2 separate regions of the Homo sapiens genome follow, and region 2 is linked to region 1. A link is an interaction called in ENCODE POLR2A ChIA-PET data of the cell type or tissue named here. Cell type or tissue: PC-9. All regions are shown on one strand. Links, peaks and the distances in the headings refer to the core of each region. The heading gives the core; the rest is flanking DNA. Region 1 holds the start of LOC100130452 (a long non-coding RNA gene). Region 2 overlaps ANKRD44 (ankyrin repeat domain 44).

Evidence for each region. ChIA-PET counts read pairs that join two places held together with the same protein. Peaks named below come from ENCODE experiments on the same cell type or tissue, not always from the same donor. Only the 100,000 strongest peaks of a DNase experiment are listed, where the experiment ranks them.
Region 2: POLR2A ChIA-PET joins it to region 1 with 11 read pairs; 2 of 35 experiments call an interaction of 5 or more read pairs at or near these places.

Annotation. Positions count from the first base shown.
Region 1 is chr2:196,709,847-196,719,675 of GRCh38, reverse strand. It overlaps CCDC150 (coiled-coil domain containing 150), which reads right to left. Exons shown (of 28, transcript NM_001080539.2): 16 at 7,424-7,531; 17 at 6,937-6,999; 18 at 1,045-1,173; 19 at 10-179. It overlaps LOC100130452 (a long non-coding RNA gene), which reads left to right and starts at 6,664. Exons shown (of 4, transcript NR_034036.1): 1 at 6,664-6,800; 2 at 6,882-6,945; 3 at 9,032-9,129. In PC-9, for the core only: no CTCF peak of the experiment used is centred there; no DNase peak of the experiment used is centred there.
Region 2 is chr2:196,983,299-196,993,127 of GRCh38, reverse strand. ANKRD44 (ankyrin repeat domain 44) reads left to right here. Exons shown (of 28, transcript NM_001195144.2): 28 at 3,479-6,466. The coding sequence ends at 3,537. Among named protein-coding and RNA genes, the nearest start is that of PGAP1, 62 kb to the right of the region's middle. In PC-9, for the core only: no CTCF peak of the experiment used is centred there; a DNase peak (open chromatin) is centred at 5,017; H3K4me3 peaks cover 1,208 bases; H3K27ac peaks cover 2,132 bases.

The sequences.
Region 1 (9,829 bases), core at 952-8,951:
CACAGGTACCTTTCTTTCTTGAGGCCTGCAATCTCTGAATCCCTCCGCCCAAGCTCTATTTGTACTTTCTCCAGAGCACCTTGCATCTTACTGTGAGAAGCCAGCACATTCTCCAACATGATTGTGACTTTGCAGTTGTCTTCTTTAGCTTCTGCCAATTGTCGCTGAAAGTTTCCCACCTAACAGAAAATGAAACAACACAAAGACATTTGATCCTTTCTGGTTACTCTTCTGCTTGTGGATCTCATTACTCCCAGGAAAGAGCATGGAAAGCAGACAAGCAGACACAGTAGGATGCTAGTGGGAATAATTAAAGTATATTTTATTTTTAGGTGGTTTCTTAAGTTATTGTTGAGAAAAAGAAAAGCTGATCCCCAGAAAAGTTGGTGAACTCTGCAGCTTCCCAACTGTGGTCATGTTACAGCATACACATTAACCAGAGAGGCCTGACTCAGCACAACCTGCGTCCAGAGGTGGCGCCAGGCTGGCCTCTCAGCTGTCTTCTGACGGGGTCAGATGAGAATAATACATCTGAAACGCATTAGAATTATCTGAGAAAAAAAGACTGTAAGAGAAAGTGGAAGCTGCTGAAGAATGAGGTAACTCACAGCCCTCCTCAGAGAGACAAAATCCAGCACTTGCTGACAAAGAGAAGTTTGGGATGTGACCTCTATTCCCACTAAGCATACACACACTGTTAAGGAGAAAGCATCATAGAAATCTTACACCACATTAATAAAACATAACTATAAAGGTTATTATTACCAAGATCAGATGTGTTTCAAAAGAAAAAATTAGAACTTTCTCTTTTGAGTATTTAAGACAGAAAGTTAAAAAAAAAACATTGGGAGTTAGATACATATAATGTATTTTTAAGGGAAAAATTTTAAACTATTCTAAAATTATCTTTTCTCCAGAAAAAGAAATCCTCCCCTGATCAATCCTTATTCTAATGGAAGCAAGAAAGCGAAACATATGGCTCATGAAAGATTTCATAAGTGCTTCTTCTCAGTGACAGACGGTCAGAAGGGACTGATTCCTTGCCTTCTTGTTTTCCCTGTCCTCCACAGCCTCGAGGTCTTCTTTCAACTTCTGACTCTCTTTCAGGGCCGCATTACGACACTTCACTGTTCGGGACAGCTCCTCTTTACTTCTTTCAAGAATAGATTTCACCTAAGTAGGAAAAAAGAAACAATAAATAACATTACAAATCAGTGATTAGAATAAGACATAGAAATTTAGAAACCAAATTTTAAATGTTTAAATATATTTATTCACTACTATAAATAGAACCCATCTTTATTAGCTGCTTATTCCTTTAAAGGAAACTACAACAAAAATATCTGTGTGAATAAACATAGACAAATCCAATACATTAATCTCCATGAAAACACAAGAATAGGGAGAATAAGACTATCTATGAAGCTGAGATGTAAAATGGGAGAGAAATTATTATGAGACTAGCTTCCTTTTGAAAATATTAAAAAAAGCACAAATTGATATTATAAAAGCAAAGATGTATAAATACTAAATAGTGTATTTAGAAAGAAATACAAGAAAATTCAAGAAAACAGTGTTACAGCAGAATGAATCCTAATTAGAAGTATAGTATTAGAACCTCATATCCTTGAAACAGTTTTGGTAGAGCCACACCATCAGTTCAGATAATCATACTATTTTAAATATTACCCCTTTTAAACTTTTTACTTCATAATTTTAGGCTCACAGGATGTTGCAAAAATAGTGCAGAGTCCGATGTACCCTTCATCCTGCTTTTTTTTTTTTGAGACTGAATTTCGCTCTGTCATCTAGGCTGGAGTGCAATGGCATGATCTGGGCTCACTGCAACCTCCACCTTCCGGGATCAAGCGATTCTCCTGACTCAGCCTCCCCAAGTAGCTGGAATTACAGGTGTGCACTATCATACCAAGCTAAATTTTGTAGTTAGTAGAGAAGGGGTTTCACCATGTTTGTCAGGCTGGTCTCGAACTCCTAACCTCAGGTGATCTGCTCACCTCGGCCTCCCAAAGTGATGGGGTTACAGGCGCGAGAAACCACGCCCCGCCCCTTTATCCTGCTTCTTTTGCTGACATCTCATATCTCTGTAGTTCAACATCAAAACCAGGAAATTGACATGCATACATTATTGTTAACTTGACTAACTAGATCACATAATTTATTCAATTTTTGCCATTTTTTTCAACCTTCATTCATCTATGTGTGGATGCATGTGTATATGTGCATGCACACAGTTCCATGCAATTTTATCCTATTTACATATTCACATGACTGCCACTGCCACAGTCAAGACACAAAATTTCCATCACCAGAAAAGAATTCCCTTGTGCTATCTCTGTATTCACTCTTCCCTCCAAAAACTCATCCTGTCCTCTGGCAACCACTAATTTGTTCTTTTCTTTCCCATACTACACTGATGTACAGTAATTTGTTCTCTATTTCTACAGTTCTGTCAAGAATGTTACTTTAGGCTGGGCGTGGTGGCTCACCCCTGTAATCCCAGCACTTTGGGAGGCCAAGGCAGGTGGATCATGAGGTCAGGAGATGGAGACCATCCTAGCCAACGTGGTGAAACCCTGTCTCTACTAAAAATACAAAAAAATAAAATAAAAATAAAAATAAAAAATAAATTAGCTGGGCGTGGTGGCGGGCGCCTGTAATTCCAGCCACTTGGGAGGCTGAGGCACGAGAATCGCTTGAACCCAGGAGGCAGAGGTTGCAGTGAGCCAAGCCAAGATGGCGCCACTGTACTCCAGCCTGGCGACACAGCGAGACTCTCTGTCTCAAAAAAAAAAAAAAAAAAAAAAAAAAGAATGTTATTTTAAACATTTAATACATTTTTGAATAGGTAATATATGATTTTTCTTTTTTAACAGCTTTTCTGAGGTATAACTGATATACAATAAGCTACACATACTTAAAGTGTACATTTTGATAAGTTTTCACATACGTATAAGACTTTGAAACAATAATTAAGATATTGAACATTTCCATCATCTCCAAAAGTTTCCTTAAGCTCCTTTGTAATCTTCCCCTTCTGTCTCTCTCTATTCCCACACTTCTGGTGATTCTCACAGGTAACCACTGATCTGTTTTCTGTTACAATATATGAGTTTGTATTTTCTAGAATTTTATATGGAATTGTATTGTATGCACTCTTTTTTGAATAACTTCTTTCACTCAGTGTAATTATTTTGAGAGTTATTCAATCTGCTGCATGTATCAATAGTTCTTTCTGTTGCTTAGTATTCTATTGTAGGGACATCACAATTTAGTTATCCATTCACCTGGTGGACACTTAAGTTGTTTCCAGTTTTAAGTTATTACAAATACAGCTGATGTGAACACCTGTGTACAAGTCTGTGTGGAGACATACTTTCATTTGTCTTTGGTGAATACTTAGTAGTGCACTGACTGGGTCATATGGTGGTAGTATGTTTCGCTTTTAAAGAAATTCCCAAACTATTTTCTAAAGTGGCTGTACCCATAATAGGTGTGTGGTAGTATCTCACTGTGATTTTATTTGCATTTCCCTAATGACTGATGCTTAACCCCTTTTCAAGCACTTATTTACCAGCCACATAACTTTGCTGAAGAAACTGTTTAAATTTTTGCCTATTCTTTTTCTTAGGTTTTCTTCTTAGTATTTAAATCTTAAAAATTATTTGTAGTACCTTCTGGAAACAAGGCCTTAATCAGATATGTGATTTGCAAATAATTCCTCCCAGTCTGTAGCTTGTCTCTTCATTCCCTTAATGTTTCTGAAGAGCATAAGTTGTCAATTTTGATAAACTCCAATTTATCATTTTTGTCCCTTTATGGATCATGCTTTTGATATCAAATCTAAGAAATCTTTGTGTAATCCAAGATCATAAAGATTTCTTCCTATGTTTTCTTCTAAAAGTTTTACAGTTTCAGGGTTTACATTTAGATCTATGATCCATTTTAATTTTTATACATTTTGTGAGGTATGGAGCAAAGATATTTTGTTTTTGCATATGGATATCCAATTATCCCGGCACCGTTTGTTGAAAAGACTGTCCTTTCTCTGCTTTCAGTTTTGTTGAAAAGAAAACGTTCATCAAACTATTTTGGATGGGTAGTACATTCACATTATTTTTAAAGTACAAAAAGATTAAGTGAAAAACATCCCAGCTGCCCAGTCTCCTTCCTCAAAAATAATGTTGCCAGTTTATTATGGGTCATTTTAGACAGTCTATGCTTATACAAGTGAATACATACGTATATATTCTTTATCTCCCCACCCTTTTTACATCCAAATAGTAAAATATTACATATACTCTTCTGAACTTTTACTGTTTAAACCTAATAATATATATATATCTTGAAGCAGTATTGCAAAACTATGGATACAAACTATTATTTAGCCAGTCTCTTATTGATAAGATTTTGGTTGCTTCCTCTGTTGCTATTAGCCAGCAATACTTCAGTAAGTGACCTTGTATACATGTCATGTGTACAAGCCAGTATATCAGTAGGAAAAAGTCCTAGAAGGACAATTGTAGGGTCAAAGTTGTGATAAATATTGCTAAATTGCCCTCCATAGGAAGGCATAGGAACTCCATAGGAAGTTGTACTGTTTCATAATCCCAACGGTAACAAAGGAGGATGTCTTTTCCCCACATCTACCTCAACGTTATAAAACATCCTTAAACTTGAACCTGTAACATTTAAAATATTTAACTTTTTCTACAGAAAAGGATCCCAGAAAAGTGCAAAAGACGGCAACTTACAGGTCCTGATAATCTACTGAATTTTGTTCTAGAAAAGTATACAAGAATATCATTTTAAAAATTCTACCAGTTTTTTAAGTGTATGTATATATCAGTATGTATATACACACATATAAATGCAAAAATGCCACTAGATGTTTACAGAAGACATCTAAATAGTAGTGAGGCAGGAGAATAGGGTCTGGAGGCAGGGAACCTAAGGCCAATTCATGCTGATTTCCTAAAGCTGGATCAAGGAAAAACACCAAGGTCTGGGGACAGGAAAAGTGAGGCCAATTTTTGCTGACTTCCCAAAGCTGGATCAAAAGGAAAACACCTGGGTCTTGCGACCGGGAAGCTAAGTCCAATTAACACCAACTTACAAAAGCTACACCAAAAGGAAAAACCCCATCTCCCCAGCAAGTAGCAAAGGATCAAAGGCTACTACTCTCCCTACACTCCTCCCGCTTCCACCATGTCTCAGATGGAAAGGGAGAGTGTCTTGGATTGGCCCGGAGCCAAGCATGGGCCATCCCTTCATCAGCATAGGGCATCAATTCACCTGAGCCTTTAATTAGCCACAGGCCAAATCCTTCATCCAGATAAGAGGTAGCCATAGGGACCTCAAAAGGAGTACTTAAAACCCAGAAAACTCCACACCCTATGGAGTTCTTTCATCGTTTTAATAAATCCCTGCTTTCGCTGCTTCCTTCATTACTTTGCGCGATTTTTTCAATTCTTTGTTCAAAACACCAAGGACCTGGACAACTAACACTCACAGCCCTCCTTCCGGTAATAGTAGCCCACTCTAGAAGATAAGCTATAGTATTTTCTATTTCTAAATATCAGATAAAGATGAATGCTCTAATAAGTTTTCTCAAGAAAATATTTTCCAATGTTAAATTTCTTGGGGTTTCTTGAATTAATTTTCTATTTGAAAATGAGGCTTTATCCAAGCATTTTAGCTCAAATGTTAAGATTAGGTAGAAATTTTGAATTTTTTAAAAAATCAAAATTATATAAAAAACTCAGTAGTTACTGTTACGCCAAATGTTCTATGTCTAAAACTAATTATGTGATGGCTAGGATAATGGTTTCAATCTATATTAGTCTTTTTTCTATTTGTGAAGAACCTTATTTCCTTGTTAGTCATATCTTCAAGCATTATATTTCTGGATTAATATTTCATTCTTGTATAAATTTAAAACTTCCTTAAGATTTAATTTGTGGTCTTCACTTACCGAGTCCTGTTTAAGAAAATTTGGTGATTCATCATTTATTAAAGGTCTTGAGGCTAGAATCTCTATTTTGCCTTCCAGTCTTCCCTCCATGGTTTTAATAGCATTCAAAAGAGTCTTTAGAGAGATCCTAGAGTCTCCAATATCCTGAGATGTTTTCATAGAAGGCAGGTTAGGTGCAAAGCTCACACGGCGTGTAGAGTTTGGAATAACACTAGGCAAACCAACTGATGACGTTCTTTCCTTTATACTGTTTACATGGGACCTAGAGATTTCGGGGGATTTTGAAGATGCAGTCCTCTCTGGGGATTTCCTTTTTCTTAGAGGCATCGTCAATTATTAATAAAAACAATAAAATCAGCTAAACCTAGAGTTATTTTTCAAGGAATAGCCCCTTTACTAGGAGAAACAACACAGTGTTCTAGAAGGAGCCGTAATGGAAAATATATTGAAAATGTGTTTCTCTGCTTTCAGAGTGAAGAGATCACACTGTAAAATATGACCCAGCAAAGAAACAGACCTTATGCCAACTTCCCTGTCAGAGAGCGCATCTAATGAGGCCTCCTTTAACAACTCTGTGACCTCATCACTCATCAGCAGAGTCAAGTGGTTAGAACTCTATGAGTATTCCATTTGAAAACATATTTTAGTTCCTTGGTTACCAGGGGTATAGATACACAAATATCATAGACACAGAAGTTACATATGCTTTTATTAAGAGTTAATGATTTAAAAAATAACCTAATGATATGAGTGCTAAATTTGTAAATAATTGAAATGAGTCACTTTCTTCTGGTAACACCTTCCTGGGGTATGTTCTTCACTAAATGTTTTTGTTATCTTGCTTAACTTTTTCTATTCATTCGTTAAAATATTATGTGAACTATGAAAGGTTTTTAGCTTCAAGAGCCACCATGCTGACAAGTAAGCACTTTCATTACCAATACTTCTTTCAGGTGAGCATCTGCCTGCTGCAGGTGTACCCTCTTGGCACTGAGTTCTGAGTTTGCCTTTAATTCAAAAAACAAAGATACTTGTTCCTCACAACTGCCAAAATTTTAAAAAGCACTGCCTTTATGAAAGCATTTCTCACTGCTTCTACTCATAATAATGCTCCCTATGAATGTTCAGTAATACAATCTATTTTTCTGAAAAGCATAACTTTCTATTCTCTAATAAAGTTTATGGAGTACATTTCCTAACTATAATAAGCAAGTTGAATGTCTCAATCCTGCTTCAGGTATCTTTACAATTTCTGAGGCTTTAGCAGAACCTTGTATGTACTAGGTGCTTGAAAAAAAGTTTGTTAAACTGAGTCAAGTGACAGCATATTTATCTTTCTGGGATTGTGTGGTAAAGTGGGGAAAAAGACATCAAACAATTTCTTAAAAACGAAATATAGCAGCAATCCGCTTTTGTAGATATTAATCACACCTGAGCATATTTAGTCTGTAAATACTTATTCATCTTGCGTAGATGATCATTCTGTAAGCTGGTGTCAGTAAAAGACTGTACTTGTTCTTCTAGCTGTTTAACTTTTATCTAGAGGAAAAACAAAAATACAAAAAAAATTTTAAAAAATAAAACATTTAAACATATATATTTACACATATTTATATACTCCAGAAGGGGGAAAAAGGGTCATGAGTTGTAAAAAAAAAAAAAAAAAAATTACAGAGAATCTTTAAAACTTGCAAAAAGCAATCCTAAGTTTAATCATGCAAAAAATGATATACACTCTGTAGCCATTTAAATGTACTGAGATAACTCATTTGGTTTCTAGTGCTTATAGGCCTCCAAATGGACATGACTCATGAATATAACAGTGAGATTTTGTGGCTAATGTAATTCAAAAATTTGTGGCTAATATATTTGAATTGTGGTACCTGGCATTCAAAACCCTTTTGAATGTGTATAATTAGAACTGTCAATGTGCAAGAAGCAGACATATCAGACCAGAAGAATGGAATGGGGTGGAGAACAGGCAGAGTCTTGTGTTTCACTGACACAATATTATAAAAGTTGAATAAATGGAATTCTTATATGTTGAATTATATTTTAAAACTAATTCATAAAGATGATACTCACAAGTCTCTCTTCAAAGAAAATTATCATTTTGGAGGACAAAATCATTTAATATATACTTATAAATCTCCAAATTATACGTTTTTCCATATTTGCTTCCTCTTATCCCCAAACCATTCACACACAACAATTAACGTTACCGAACCTACCCCTAAATCAGGAAAATTTTCATCCAAAATTTTATTTAAATCAACAGTTCCATCTCTCAATATCTTGTTTCCTATCTGTAGAGTGCAAACATCTCTTTCACTAGCTACTGGACATTTTCAGCAACTGTTAACATTTGAATGGGGTGTTAGAAATCAGGATGGTTAATTAGCCTTGTGGGTGACAGTTACTGGAAGAGGGTACTGGGTGTTAGGGATGTTCTGTTTCTTGATCTGAGTGCTGATCACATAGCTATATTTACTTTATAAAAAGTTCATCAGGCTGTGCCCTGTGTACTTTTCAGTATATATGCTATAGTTCAACAAGAAATTAACTGTAAAAAACAAGGTAAACCAAGCACTTACCTAACTTCTAAATTAAGGTCACAAATGCAGTTGCTTATAGGGGCCAGGCAGCTAACACAATGTTGAAATCCTAGTGGTTAAGTGATGGGGCCAATGGTAGATTAGAGTGAGGCCAAATAACTCAAACTGACATATGTTTAAAAACAACTTTAAAAATGCTGGAAATCTTTCAGACATATATGCCATCATCCCATCTATCCACCACTGAACTTAAAAAAAAAAACTACCGTTAAAATTGAAAGCTTCTGTGTAGCCTATCCCAACCAAATCTCCTTCTATCCTACAGTTAACTATTTTGCTGAATCTATCATTCCTATTCTTTAAAAAATAACTTTATATGTATCCCTAAACAGTATATAGTATTGTTTTATGAGATTCATCCATGTTAACACATGTAACTCTAATGTACCTATTTAATATGCCCTCTTAAATATACTGATTTTAGGCTATTCCATTCCAAGATGACCAAATAGGAACAGCTCTGGTCTGGAGCTCCCAGCGTGCCCGACACAGAAGACGGGTGATTTCTGCATTTTCACAGAGGTACCTGGTTCATCTCATTGGGACTGGTTGGACAGTGGGTGCAGCCCACAGAGGGTGAGCCAAAGCAGGGCAGGGCATCGCCTCACCCGGGAAGCGCAAGGGGGGTCAGGGGATTTCCCTTTCCTAGCCAAGGGAAGCCGTAACAGATGGTACCTGGAAAAACAGGACACTCCTGCCCAAATACTGTGCTTTTCCAACAGTCTTAGCAAACAGCACACCAGGAGATTATATCCTGCGCCTGGCTTGGCGGGTCCTATGCCCACGGAGCCTTGCTCACTGCTAACGCAGAAGTCTGAGGCAGCAGCCTGGCATGGGGAGGGGCGTCCGCCATTGCTGAGGCTTGAGTAGGTAAACAAAGCAGTCAGGGAAGCTCGAACTGGGCAGAGCCCACCACAGCTCAGCAAGACCTCCTGCTTCTGTAGACTCCACCTCTGGGGGCAGGGCATAGCTGAACAAAAGGCAGCAGAAACTTCTGCAGACTTAAACGTCCCTGTCTGACAGCTCTGAAGAGAGCAGTGGTTCTCGCAGCACAGTGTTTGAGCTCGGAGAACAGACAGACTGCCTCCTCAAGTGGGTCCCTGACCCCCATGTAGTCTAACTGGGAGACACCTCCCAGTAGGGGCCAACTGACACCTCATACAGCCGGGTGCCCCACCAGGACAAAACTTCCAGAGGAAGGATCAGGCAGCCATATTTGCTG
Region 2 (9,829 bases), core at 967-8,966, 270 kb before region 1:
TCCCAGTATGGAAATGTGAGGAACAAGAGTAAAATTTCTTAATTAACGTCTAGGCTTGAAGCTTCCCCTGATCTGTATTAATGTTCCTTTCCTAATGAACTAATTCTTAACAGAAGCTTTCTACTCTGCTTCCTAAGAAATTTTGAAAGGAATGGCTACTAGAATTGTACTAAACTGCCATTTTAAGCACAATGCCTATTAACCTTGGGGAGCAAAAAAGGAACTTCTGGATGTTTATGAATTATGTAATTTTTAAAATGTGGCATTTAATTAAAGTATTATAATGTATTAATGTAACTCAATTAACTGCTTATTACAGGTATTGGAATTAGCAGCTCATGCCTATTTCTCAGAAGTAAGCAGCCATACTGATTATCATTAGCTAACTCTTATTAGTTTTGATTTTGCAGCCCCATGTATCCTAGCATGTACCCTGCTGTGTCCCCCACCTGACTCATCTAGGAAGTGCAGAAAGTTCCCTATTACTCCATTTCCTTGGTTTTCCCGCCTCACCTTCCCTCACCCTCTTAACACTACTGTAGACTTAGGGTTGGCCTGCAGAGGCCCACAGTTTTTCTCCAAAATGGTCAAAGAGAATAGAATAAATTAGTTTTGCTTTTCCTGGTGTAAATCTGCTGCATTGAAGGTTTGTTCAGCTGATAGTGACCTTAGGAACAAGAGCCCTGGGTTGGTGCGCACCTGCATCCCAAAGGCCTGGGAACGTTTGGGGCAATTTTATATAGCAGTACAACCATAATTCCTTTACTCATCACTGACTTTCGTGAAATGGAATGTTAAACTACCTGTTCATTCTTATTTGTTTTCATACCAGAAAAAGGAATGATGTCCTAAAGGGCAGGGTGGGGAGAGCAGGTCGAGTGATGATAAACAAAACAACAAAACGTTAAGTTTCATTGAGCCATTCCTCTGAATTACTGAGCAAGTGCCCTACTCACTGTGTAGTGGAAACTTTGGCCAGCTGAGAAGGCAGCTAACCCTTTTCAGGCCAGTAGGATAAAGGTTGGATAAGGAAATAATCAAGTCAAAGACTTAATCTACCTCCCCAAGGAACCTATATTATGAGTTAAGACAGTTTTCTTATCTGGATTGGATCCATTGAGTCTAAATGAGAATAACATGGTTCTAATTATGACAAGCATAGTAATTTTCTCACATCCATTACATTTTAGATTTGAGACTTTGATTGGTGAGTGGCCATTTTTAAATATTCTGTTAGGCCAGGTGTGATGGCTCACGCCTTTAATCCCAGGACTTTGGGAAGCCAAGGTGGGAGGATCGCTTGAGCCCAGGAGTTTGAGAACAGCCTGGGAAACATAGCAAGACCTTGACTCAAAAAAAAAAAACCAAAAAAAGAAAAAATCAGCCGGTAGTAGTGGCACACACCTATAGTCCCAGCTACTCGGGAGGCTGAGGTGGGAGGATTGCTTGAGCCCGGAAGACAAGGCTGTAGTAAAATCAAGGCCCCATGCCACTACAATCCAGCCTGGGTGACAGAGTGAAACTCTGTCAAAAAAAAAATTTGTTAAATTTCTCCTAAATGATTGTACATTTTTAATCACAAACAACCTGTGCTTTCCTGTCTCTGATCTACTGAAATGATTCCATTTTTCTAAAACCAGTTATTGGTGTCTATTTTCTATGAAGCATATATAAAGTGACAAAACTTCATTACTCACTTTTGCAGTCATCTAATTTTCAATATCTTTTCTAATTGGACACACAATTACCTAACAATGGAAAGTCATTGTTCTCAGAATGAGAGTCCTTCTCAGGCCCAGGCCTGAGGCTCATGGTGTGTGTGTGCTCTCAGGCGGAAACATCCTCCTGATTGTCCTGTTGCTGTTTATTGTGGAATTGTGTCCCACACCCACCCCCTTGTGTTTGTGTTCACTAAATGAAGGCTGGAATCCTGCCTAACTTTGGATGATATTGTGCTTGTCATAGTCATATGAGCTGAAAACAAAAATAAAAAGCCCTCCATAAAATGTCTCCCCCTCCCTCCCCCTCTAGCCTCACCCCTAGCATGACTTGTGAGAAGTAACTCCTCGTTTTACCTGGCATGATTTCTAACTCAACATACATCTCCGCCTGTGAGATCATCCGAGATGTACTGTGGAATGCTCGTGCCTCCTCTAGGCTCCCCAGGACTAACCACTGCCTTGTCTGCATTTACGCCCAGGTCATACCCCGGCCCTGGCTTGCGCTCCTAACAAAGACGTGGCTGACTGCCTGGCCCTCATTTTGGCTACCATGATGCCTTTTTCTCCTTCCAGTACAATGATGGCTGTCAACTTCGTTTGTTTAAAAAAAGACAATTTGAGCAGGACGACCCTCTCCAATCTGGGTAGCATGGTTAGCCTGTGCAGTAACAACGTAGGCTCGGAGGATGGGTACAATGAAAATGATTCTGATTCGGAAACGTTTTGACTTTGGACTGTAGAAGCTTTTCTTTGATCACCTGTGTTGGAGGAAAGGAAAGAAGCTTGAATTCCAGGTTTATGTTGTATTCAAGTATTATTTGGGGCCTGGGCTTCCAGAAGCTAGTAGAGAAGGAATTAATCGAGGGAGGGCAGTGAGGCTGTTGGGTGGAACAGTCACACAGATGGCCCCAGTTTTGTTTTGTTTCACATTTTCTTTAAATCTAAGATACTTCTGTGAAAGTCTACCTCTCATTTTAAATAAAGAATAAAAGATGTATTTAATTCCTGTTCTTTGGGGATAATGCAGCAGAGAGGCAGCTGTTCGCTATGAATAATTTTTCTTTTCATGTATTTAGCAGTGAGTTCTCAGAAGTATATCAGTGTGACATTCATGTCCCCTGGGAGGGAAGGGAAGAGGCAGATAGGAAATGCCTCAAACTTCTTCTCACTTTGATGTTTACTTCCTCACTAGAAGCCAAAGGTAAAGGTGTCCATCTTCAGAAATAATGCCTGTAATAATCTTTTTAGAGAGTCCAACTATTTATATCCTCTCTATAGTAAGCATTTGAATATCCAGAACTTCTTTCTGAGGATCTCTGTTAAAGTTGCCAGATGAATTGAAAAATTGAACTTGCTTTTTTTGTTTAACACAGTGTTCCCTATAACAAGCCTGTGACTAATTTTCACTTAAGTGATTGAACCCAAATTTATCTAATAACATTTCAGGTGAAAATTATATTGCACCAAAACTTTGACACAATATGCAAAAATAGTATGAAACTACCCTTTGTTAATTTATTCTTAAATCAAAATACTAACTTTTAAAAAACATCAGAATCATCAGCATTGTTCATCAGTAGTAAAATGAGCTTCTCAGTCAAGGTCATACCAAGTCAGTGAAAAGTGTGACTGCAAAAAGGAACAAAAAAAGTGAAAGCAGAAAGTAGAAATGGGTGATTTAGCATGTAAAACCGATTGCCAGTTGCTTGATGATGAAATCAACATAGTGAATACTGTGTCTGCTCCCTCTGCCAAAGCTTCTAGGTCAAATGGACCCCGTTCCACACCTGGAACCGCTGTACAAAAAGAAGAATGAGACTCTTTAAAAATTATGCACATACACATGCACACATATATGTGTGCGTGTGTATATATATATATATGTGTGTGTGTGTGTAGTTCATCAGCCAGCTACACATGAGGACCAAAATGCTTCAGTCTAAAATGGAAGATACACATTTTTTTCCTTCAAAATGCAAGTGAGAACTGAAGTAGCTTTTTTATGGAGTTAAATGTAATCTTTCTGTGTACCAGTCTTTGTTGTATTTTATATTTCTTAGGACACAGATTTCTAGTTGACCACTTAACATTTGTAACTGATGATGTGCTGACCTTTTTTTTTTTTTTTGCCAAACTAGAGAAAATGTCCATATACTTTTGCTGTAAATGTGTTTATATTTATTTGAAATGAAACAAATGGTGAGGAAACATCCATTATTTGTTCTCTATTTTAATTGCTATGTATCTTATTTAGAATAACAAAAAAAAAGTGAAAAAAAAAACACTTGACCCTGGGCTAGCCAAAAGCCCAAGGGCCAAACCTAGCATTTCCACTGCTAAGGTTTCCAGATGACCCTCAGGTTCTTCCGCGTTGGTTAGAGAGGGCTACGCATCTTCTACTGCTCAGCCACAGTCTGTAGCCAGCTTAGAGCTTAGAAGACATTGCAGTCTGGATGCCCTTCTGCGAGATGAAAACTCAGATGTGTAGTGGATCATATACACAAAGGCAGCACAAAGAAATATCTAGAAATTACCCTAAGTACACTGAAAAGCTCACATAGTCTCAGTAACCTGATGAGAAATGATGGCAGTGTGTGGGCACATGTGCCAAAAGGAGAAATAAAAATCACCAGCTCAAGTGCTATTTTCTACTTGAGGAAGAGACAGAAAAGAAATGTGTCGAATTAGAGCAGTACTCTCTGACGTTTTATAATGAGTTCCATTTCCACCCTGGAAATTGCTATTTTATAGTGTATGTGAGATATTTCAAAAATAATGTTCTATCATATCTGGATCAAAGACAGATAACTGTATTATATTTTTCATCTAGCTATAAAACTTTAATCTTACTCTTAATATCCTGGATTTAATTAAAACTCCTGTTGGGTTCTTCACAAATGAGAACTTGTTCAAAGGATTTATTGAACTGGTATTGATTTCACTGAAAATTTTCCACACCACCACCATTGTTTTTTTGAATTCTTGGTGTTGTGCTTCCCACCTTCTGTCCTTTTCGTTTGTTTAGAGAAGATGAATTTTTAAAAAGCAGATAAATTGCTAATGAGCAATAATGACCTTATCTTTACCAAAACACTGAAAATTAAGAGAGGTTCAGTGTTGAAGAAGCACAATATGCTGCGGTGTCTTTTTCTAGAAGTGAATGGAAATCTTGCTCAGTTGGCATTTCAAGCAGGAAATGAAATGCTTGCTTTAATGGCAAAGCAGCGTTAACATTTTTCCTGTCGTGTAGCAGAGAGTACAAGAATCATTTCAGCAAAGCAGTGACTCACCATGAGACGTTATCTCCATGGAGCTGCGTTTTGACTTTTCCCACTCTCTTACTCATAGAAGGAGGACAAAGGAACGAAATGAAATCATGCTCACAATGAACTGTTCATTACATCAACTGATCTCTCTCTCTCTCTCTTCCTCTCTTTCTCTTTCTCCCATACCCCAAGGCAAAATTTTTTTAAAGAAATGACTTTAAAAACTATCATTTCTGTATTTTAATTACATCTCTTAGAAATAAAATTATGTTTGCACCATAGCTTTCTAAGAAAAAAAAATGTGTTTTTAACTGAGTCTTAGTTGCTTAGTGCTTTTATTTGTGTTATTTTTAGACTGTATTTTAACCACAACTACAAGGATCATGTTTCATTGCACTTACTTATTTGCCAGTGTCTGCCTGTCTTTGCTAAATACATTACTATCTCCAAATTGCCTAAAATCTGCTATGATTCTACAGTAAATAGCTCAGGGTATTTCTATTTATCACTACTAAAAGGGCACCATAGTATGTTTTGGTACTTTAGGCAGTAAACACTGCTTGGTTTATCATTTTGTTATTAAATTAGAACAAGAACATCAAATGGATTTGCTGCACTAGTTATTCTTTGTACTGTTGAGCAACTTGGTGTGCTTATATGTTGTGTTGGTTGAAGAACTCATCCGTTTTATTGTCTTGTAATATGAAGTTAGAGTGCCTTTTTATATTTGTATATTCTGAAAATGTTCTGTGGAATGTTTTGTATTTTTTCATTTGAGTGTTATCAGAGCAATATGATACCAGTGAGTTTTCATTTCAACTTTTCTTTGAATGTATAAAGTGTCTTTTTTCCTATTTCCCCTTGTACTTGCATTGAAATGAATATGAAAATGCTTAAGTTTTCTATAGGAATTGTTTGATTTTGCAGTGCTAAAATGCTTTCGTCTTACGAAACTATAAACCATAGGTCAGTATTATAGGGGAAAAGCATTTTAAGATAGTGACAATCTGAGTGTTTGTATAAAATGTAATTCTATGCGTTTCTTATGTGATCTAAAAATTCAATGCAAATATCTTTTATTTGGTAGTTTTGTCTACATATTTTATGCTCTAGCATGTGCAATATATCTTTGTAAAGCACGATGATACAAATCTGGTGCCAGTGTTATATTTTGCATAACATATTTGTAACAGCATAAAATATTGTTTGATGATTTCAGTGGGATTTTGTCTATAATGTTTTCTTATGTAAATTGGAGTTGAATGACTCTGGTAAATGTCATGACTGTAAAAATGGGGAAAATGACTTTTAGTTCAGTGAATGACTTTGAAACAATCTGAATCTTCTCAAGCACAGTTTAATACTTTTGCAACTACTGAATGCTCTAATAACGTAATGAAGTACTTAACTGTAATATACTATGGAAATGCATTCAGATGGTTATTTTTACAAATAAAAACGGTACAAATATTGTTGGAATTTGTGTTTTAATTTTTCCAATTTATGCTTTTTCTAAATTATGCTAATTTAAATCTTTGCACCCCCTCAAGCCAAATTAACTTTAAATTTAGAAAATAATCAAGATAAAAGTGTATCTCCAGATTCACGATTTATGTTTGTGTTATCACAATTAGAGAAAAAATTCAAACATATATGCTTGTGTTTATTATATGTATTTATGCTTCCAACTTTTTTCCATAAAGGGTTTTGTTTTGTTTTGTTTTGTTTTGTTTTTTTCTGCTCTGTTGTCCAGGCTGATGGGCAGTTGTGAGATCTCGGCTCACTGCAGCCTCGACCTCCTGGGCTGAAGTAATCTTCCTACCTCAGCCTCCCGAGTAGCTGGGACTACAGATGTGCACCACTATGCCTAGCTAATTTTGTTTTTTTGTAGAGATGGGGTCTCACTATATTGCCCAGGCTGGCCCATAAAGGATTTGAGCTGGGTTATGACAAAAGACGTGATAAACTAGAAATAGAAAAATGAGAACAGAGAAAAAGAATACAAACAGATAAAGGAACCATAAAATTTAAAACAGTATCTGTGACTGAACTTGTGTTTGCTCTCAGCTTCCTTGCAGCCAAGGTAAGAGGAGAAATGTGATCAGTTATATAGTCCACATCAAAAAAGAGGAAGCTTATTAGGTCCTCAAAATTGTGAAATCAACCATGCCTAACTTTGGTATTGTCACCATTACCCTTCAGGGACTTTATAACAACACAAGAACCTCCATCTCTGCACTATCCTTAAAGGTATCCATAGAATTTCCTTCCCCATCTATCTCACCATCCAAAATTTTTCATCTTGAGTAGTAACTTCAGGGACAGTCTCTGGAAGCACTAAGGAACAAATTCCTAATGATGGAGTTTCCAGCTATTGACGAAGAGACTTGGGGGTGGTGCCTGCCTGAGTTCCCCAAATCAAGTAGTATAGAATGTTAGCAGTTATTACAGTCCAGCCCAGTCACATCACCAGCTCTTTCAGGAAGAAACTGAATCCTAGAGAAGTTATACAACTTGAATTTTTGAAGATAGTGATCTGATGATACCACATCTGCCTCTAGATGTTCTCTCTTCGATGCCATCTTGCCATATAATGTTTTGTTTTTTTCTGCCAGAAATGTTAAGGGAGGTTTTGTACTCAGCCCTGCCTCCCTTCTTATTCAAATATACAAATCTGGGTGCTTTTCAATCTTAAAGAATGTAAAACAGGAGTCACACCACAAGTGAGTGCTTCCTGTTGTTTAGAGTAGACTGGGTATATTAGTTATCTATTGCTGTGTAACAAATTACCCCAAAACTTAGTGGCTTAAAACAACAAATGTTTCCTAACCCACAGTTTCTATGAGTCAGCCCTAGTTTAGCTGGGTCTTCTGTTCCAGGGTCTCTCACAGCCTGTAATCATGGTGTTGGCCTGGGAACGATCCATTTCTAAGTTCACTCATATGGTTGTTGGCAGGATTCTTCTCATGGGTTGTTACACTGAGGGCCTCAGTTCCTTGATGGCTGTTGGCTGCCGTCCGTTCCTTGCCAGATGGGCCTTCCCATAGGGAAGCTCACAACATGGCAGCTTGCCTTGCGGGCGAGCAGGCTGAGAAAAGCCAGGGAGACAAAGAGCAAGACAGAGTCACAGATTTTTGCAACTGAATTTCAGAAGTGATATTTCATCATTTTTCTCATATTCTATTCATGAGAAGCAAGTTACTAAGTCCAATCTATACTCAAGGGCAAGGGATTCCCCAAGGGTGTGAACAGCAGGAACAGCAATTACTAGGAGCCATTTTTGGAAGCTACTCGCCACCCTGGTCTATCACGGTGTCCTTTGAGGCTGTAACATCATACTAATACACCTTCTTCCCAGTCATTGCTAAGGAAATTGCTTGCTTGACTGACTGAACTCACCCTTTCAAGGAAAATGTAGAGATCCCTAATTTTAATTGTGTTCTCATAAGCAGAGAAATGTGATAATGGCCTCCACTGTGGTAATTATATTTTTGAACATTGATGTGGCACTTTGTCTTCAAACTGCTTGTCAAAGGTTCCTTCACGCTAATTCCATTTGGTAGGTTTAGATCCCTGTATAAGTATCCCTCACTTAACACACTTAATGTGTTCCAGAATTAGTTTGCAAAGCACAAAAGCATTAAGCTAAAAGGCTATTAACATAAAAACATTGTGGGTAAAAGTACTATATGAATTGTCTCTTTAGCAAATTTCATCCTGAAGGTACATTTGCTGTAAAATATAAAGCACCAAGATAATGGCTGTGCCATTCATTAATTCTCAGGCACTCTAGGGAGTGATTGGAAATGTGTGGGCATTTGTAGTTGGCACAATGGCTGGGGGGTGGGCAGGGCTGCTACTAGAGTATTTATAGTTCCAAGCGCCAGGGAGACCAAATGTGCCACTCAACCCAGGGAATAACTGCGCCACTTAGAATGTCAATGCTCCTCTACCCCACTGCTCACCTATTTGCCTTTCTCTTGTTTCTGAATCATTTCTTCATCAATGTATTGCTTATGACACTAGCCATATTGCCTCATCTATTTTCACAAGGGATTGCATAAACATACTTTATATGCCCTCAGAACGAGAACTTACAAGGTTGAGAAAGAACTTTGGAAGGCAATGCTGAGCACATGTGCCCTGGTTATGTATTTTTCCAGGGGAGAAGATTTGCACAGATCAAGGCATCTTTAATTCCTTTGTTATCAAACCAAAATGTGGCCATACACATGTATATTTCTTGTCTTAAGCAAGAGGTGATTGTATCTACTTTCCCAGTGGGGGGAACTCCTGCTCACAAAGGTGGGGCACTTGGCCCACCGTCACATGGCAAGCTCTGACAACACAGTACTTCAGCCTCACAGGGTTCTCTAGGCACTGGTGGACACAATTTCTAGGATACTATTTTCTGCTTTTAAATGTCAATTTAATGAAGTACTGTGTATTACATTCTGGAAGAATTTTATAATTTTCAAAAGTAAAAATACTGAAGCAGTACTTTTAGAGCACAAAAAGCTTACCTGTGTTTGCATTGAGTTGAAAGTACCCAGCAAATTCGTGAACTTTATTTATATTTTTTATAGTTGGGGTTCCTAAGAATTACTAACATTTAAACTCAGATCCTAACCACAAGAAATTACCAGCTATGCAAAGATCAGAGGAGAGAACATTCTAGGGAGAGGAAAAGGCTAGTGCCAATACCCAAAGGCAGGAATGAGTTTGTTATGTTCTAGGAACAGAAATGGGGCCAGTGTGGCTGGAGACTCAAGGGAAAGGGAGGGTGGCAGAAGATTAACAGCGATCTCAGCCCAGACATAAAATTTTGTGAGCTGGGAGGAG